Regions from separate parts of the Homo sapiens genome. Here region 1 is linked to region 2. Evidence: chromatin loops called from intact Hi-C (ENCODE). Cell type or tissue: heart right ventricle. All regions are shown on one strand.

What was found. A loop is a pair of places that touch in the nucleus more often than their neighbours do. Peaks named below come from ENCODE experiments on the same cell type or tissue, not always from the same donor. Only the 100,000 strongest peaks of a DNase experiment are listed, where the experiment ranks them.
Region 1: a loop joins it to region 2, with 4 times the contacts of the local background. A loop is called at or near these places in 9 of 110 quality-filtered maps.

The regions. Positions count from the first base shown.
Region 1 is chrX:23,007,477-23,009,976 of GRCh38, reverse strand. The region is part of intron 3 of PTCHD1-AS (PTCHD1 and PHEX antisense RNA); the gene reads left to right. Among named protein-coding and RNA genes, the nearest start is that of DDX53, 8.8 kb to the right of the region's middle. In heart right ventricle, a CTCF peak has its summit at 1,385 (motif pointing right); no DNase peak of the experiment used is centred here; H3K27ac peaks cover 650 bases.
Region 2 is chrX:23,553,285-23,555,784 of GRCh38, reverse strand. No RefSeq gene overlaps it. Among named protein-coding and RNA genes, the nearest start is that of PRDX4, 110 kb to the left of the region's middle. In heart right ventricle, a CTCF peak has its summit at 1,287 (motif pointing right); no DNase peak of the experiment used is centred here.

The DNA.
Region 1 (2,500 bases), 550 kb after region 2:
ATAAATACTGGTATGTATATCTGATTATCTCTTTGGGATAAATGTCTGGAAGTAATATTACTGAGCCAAAGGCTGTTAAACATATACAGATTATACGTATAATCTCAACTGTCCCTTCACAGAATAGAATTAAATCGAATTTTAATTTATCAGTGTTTATTTCCCTGCATCCTTTGTAGCATTAGACCCTTAAAAAGAACCTTAACCCAATTTGTTAGAGAAAAGTTACATATTGGTTTAATTTTAATTCCTTTGATTATAAAGAAGTCAAGCACTTTTTAATATATATGTTGTTCACTTGTCTAGTGAGTTGCCTTTTACATTTCAGCCCATATTTATTCATCTTTTACTTTTTCTTTGTAAAAAGCTCCATATATAAAATATAAATAACTATGATCATATTATATATTTTAAATTATTTTTCTGGTGTTTCCTTTGCCTTTGATGATATTTTCAACATTAAGAAGATTTTCATTTTTACTTTATCAAACCTATTCATATTTACTTTTAATTTTCTGTGGTTGCTTTACTGTTTTAAAATTATTTTCCACATTGATATCAGAAATTATTTCTCTCTATAAACTTGATGTTCTTTTGTTTTTTATAAAAGCAATAATCTTGTGGGAATTATTTTCTAACAGTAAGAGTTTTTTGGTTGATCAATTGTCCTGCTATATATTATGTATTTTTCATTTATTTATTTTACTTATTTGGTTTGGAATAGATTTTTCTTTCTTCACTGATTTAAAACGGTCTACCTTTATTGCCTACTAGATTCCTATGCAGATAGTGTAAATGTCAACATTATTCTTTGATAACAAGAACTGTAACTGCAGAAGTTTTGGAATGAAGGAGAGTAGATAGGAACTTAGGGAAGATATGGCACTTTGGCTGGACCCAGAAAGATAAAGGTGATTTGTCTTGGCAGAGAGGAAAGAGAAAGGGCATTCCAAATGGGGGAAAACAGCTTGAGCAACACCCAGAATAGTTAACAAGTATTATATATAGTAGGTGATGGGAGAGGGAAGGTGGAAGGGACCTAATATTTGTTGAATGCCTACTGAATGTGAGTCACCATGCTAAGAATCTTATGCACAACTCTGAGGTCAGCTGAATCCTCGTACTTTGAGTCCTGTGTATATTCAGAGCTTTGCTTTCCATCTGTCCCAATTTGTATGTAGAACTAAGTATTTCTTTGAATTTCTGAAACACAGTTTACTTACACAAAAACTTCACTGGTCAATCAATGCAATCAGTTTCTTGACCTCAACACTGTATGTTCTGGACTGAAAAATCCATTGTTTTAAGTTACTGTGCTGTGCATTTTAAGTTGTTTATCCTTGACTTCTACCCAGTAGATGCCAGTAGCAATGCTGCCCCCTAGTAGGGACAACTAAAATTGTCTCCAGACATTGCCAAATGTCCCTTAGGGAGCAAAATCAACTCCAGCTGAGAAATACAGATTATACCAAAGAAAGGAAAGTTAGTGGAGGGTTTTTTTTTTTTTTAACAGAGTCTTGCTCTGCCACCCAGGCTGGAGTGCAGTGGCGCCATCTCAGCTCACTGCAACCTCCGCCTCCTGGCTTCAATCGATTCTCCTGCCTCAGCCTCCTGAGTAGCTGGGATTACAGGCACCCGCCACCACGCCTGGCTAATTTTTTGTATTTTTAGTAGAGATGGGGGTTTTACCATATTAGTGAGGCTGGTCTCGAACTCCTGACCTCAGGTGATCCACCCGCCTCTACCTCCCAAAGTGCTGGGATTACAGGCGTGCATCACCATGCCCAGCCAGTGGAGGATTTTGTATTGCGCAGTGCACAACAAATGAATATCCTCTTTTTGTTTTCCTTCATAAAGTCCCTTCTTGGCTTCTCTACACCTAGGTTTGCGCTTTTATTTTTGCTTAATCCATTGCAAGGTTTCTCAACTGTGGCACTACTGACATTCAGGCCAGATAATTCTTTGTTTTAGGGAGCTCTCCTATGAATTGTGGGATGTTTAGTGGCATCCTCCGACTATACCCAGGAGATACCAGTACCACCACCATCACCCCCAGTTATGACGACTGATATGGTTTGGTTGTGTCCCCACCCAAATGTCATCTTGAATTGTAGCTCCCATAATTCCCATATGTCGGGGAAGGGACCTGGTGAGAGGTAATTGGATCATGGGGCGGGTCATTCCTGTGCTGTTCTTGTGATAATGAATAAGTCTCATGAGATCTGATGGTTTTATAAAGGGGAGTTTCCCTGTACAAGCTCTCTTGCCTGCTCACCACATAAGACTTGCCTTTGCTCCTCCTTCACCCTCTGCTATGATTGTGAGGCCTCCTCAGCCATGTGGAACTGTGAATACATTAAACCTCGTTTTCTTTATAAATTACCCAGTCTTGGGTATTTCTTCATAGCAGTATGAAAATGGACTAATACAGTAAATTGGTACCAGTAGAGTGAGGTGCTGCTGTAAAGATACCCAAAATATGGAAATGACTTTGGAACTG
Region 2 (2,500 bases):
CTTTCTTCTTTCAAAGCTCAGAGATATATTTATGTCCAGCATTAACTTGTAGTCAGCAAATATTTATTGAGCAATTACTATTTGTGGGCATTGTTCTAGGTGTTGTAATACAGCAGTGAATAAAGCAAAGTCTCTGCTGTTATGTAATATTCCTGTGATGCCGTGATTATATATTAGGTTGGTGAACTGGGTGGGGTGGTGGGAGGGTAGCAAATGATGAACCAGGCATGGAACACTTCTTCTCTACTTGTCTTCTTAGCCAATGGCTTTCGATGGGATATGGTGCAGTAAGAATGTCTTAATTTGGGTTTTCCCAGAAGCAGACTGCAGCGTAAGAATGCAGTGCAAGTAGTTTATCTGGAGGTGAGGGAAACATTGCTAGGGGAGTAGGAAAGTGAGACTGGGAAGAGAAGGCAGCCAAAAGAGTCACCGTTGTGAGTGATTGGCACTTCGTCTTATGAGAAAACTCTAGGAAACAGAGCCTGTCTCCTGAGGGGATAGGAAGCTGGGATGTTTATGCATCATCTCTCATTAGTCTTGGCTGGGGGCTTCTGAGGGCAGGGTTAATCTAGGTCTGGCCTGCAGTGTGAGCAGCAAGGTGGTTTTTGGTGGCCTGAAAAAGTCCTCAGGCATGGCCGATAGGTTCTTGAAGTGGGAAATCAGATGGTATGCACTGAGTTGATAAGGATTGAAGTAAGAAGATGTGGGCTGGGCTACTGAGATGTTGAGGTAAATTTGTCTTTCCGTAGTGTATGAAATAGTGCTCCTGCTTTTTTTGTTTTTTTTTTTTTTTTTTTTTTTGAGACGGAGTCTCGCTCCGTCGCCAGGCTGGAGTGCAGTGGCAGGATCTCAGCTCACTGCAACCTCTGCCTCCCGGGTTCAAGCGATTCTCCTGCCTCAGCCTCCTGAGTAGCTGGGACTGTAGGCACGCGCCACCACGCCCGGCTAATTTTTGTAGTTTTAGTAGAGATGGGGTTGTTGTATGTTTAGTAGAGATGACCATGTTGGCCAGGATGGTCTCGATTTTTTTGACCTCGTGATCTGCCTGCCTCGGCATCCCCAAAGTGCTGGGATTACAGGCCTGAGCCAGTGCTCCAGGCTGCTGCTGCTATTTTAAAGCTAGAACTGATGCATGGCAAAAGCAAACTTAAATTATTCTAAGACTTTGTTAGATATGTAGTAAGGTAGAACGGTATGACACAGTGGATTAACTTTAACATTAGAATTTTCTCATATGGCTTAGTAAAGATACACTTGATAGAAGATGGAACATTGTTGGGCAAACACTAGATGGTGCTGTTCTTTAGGTAGAGAAGACAGTCTGCAACTAGATTTTGGTGCTGATCTATTATTATAGTTTAGCATACAATTTTAAAACAGTTGGGCTTCAATCGATCAAAAAGTGTTTACTGAACACCCATGAAGTGTCAGAGTTGATCCTGAAATAGAAAGGAAAATAGTATTAAGTCGAGAATGACAGCAAAGCACAAAACTGAAGCAGCAGCTTTCCAATTTAAATAGCCTGGATTTTTCCTTTCTTTAGAGAACTTAGAGAATTTATGTAGCATAAGAATTTTTTTTTATCCCCAAAGAACTTTGTATTAATGGAACAATATTTACTATCAGTTTTGATAATATTATTTCATGAATATTATATATCCAGTTACTAATTAAGTATATTTGCCATTTGACTTTACGATTAAATGTAAAAACATGATGTTTTCAGTAAAATGCTATTCTAATAAACTTCTAAAATATAACACCTTCTTGAACTTTCCCATGTTAAATCCCACTAGCTTTAATTACTCCAAACTTTTAGTATTACCCTGAGTAAATTTAGGGAGTCTTTACAGCAGTGCTTCTTAAACTTTAATGTGCATAATAGGCACCTGGGGATTTGATTAAAAATAAGATTCTGAGTCAGTGGGTCTGGGGTGGAGCCTGAGATTATGCATTTCTCACAAGTTCCCAGATGATGCTGATGCTACTGATCCACAGACAGCCCTTTGGGTAGATTTTTACTTGTAGATATGGTAATTGAGTTTTGCCATGGTTAGAAACATGTTTTAATTTTAATTTCCTGTAGGAGATTTTTCTGTGACTCTCTCTCTATCTTCAACTTCCTTTTCCCACATCTTCACCATGTTCTTATAATTTACTGTATATTGCATGCAGTAGTCACTAAATAGATGTAGATGATGGATGGGAGAAGAAACTTGCTCCATAAAACATGGAGTGTTGGATAGCTTTAATTTGTCCCTTCAGAGCCATTCTCCTCTTGTCTTCACCTTGTTCTCTGGCCTGGGATGCTAATCTGTATGAACTTCATCAAGGAGCTCTTATTTTCTCTGGCTTCCAGGTTGGTTTTGCTCATGGGGGCCCCAGTGATAGGTGAGAGAGAGATAGAGAGAGAGAGGAGAGTGAGATCAATTATTTATCCCTTGGCTCCCTCCCTGTAAGGTCACCTTGGGCTGTCTGAGAACGTTTACTGAAGTTCAGT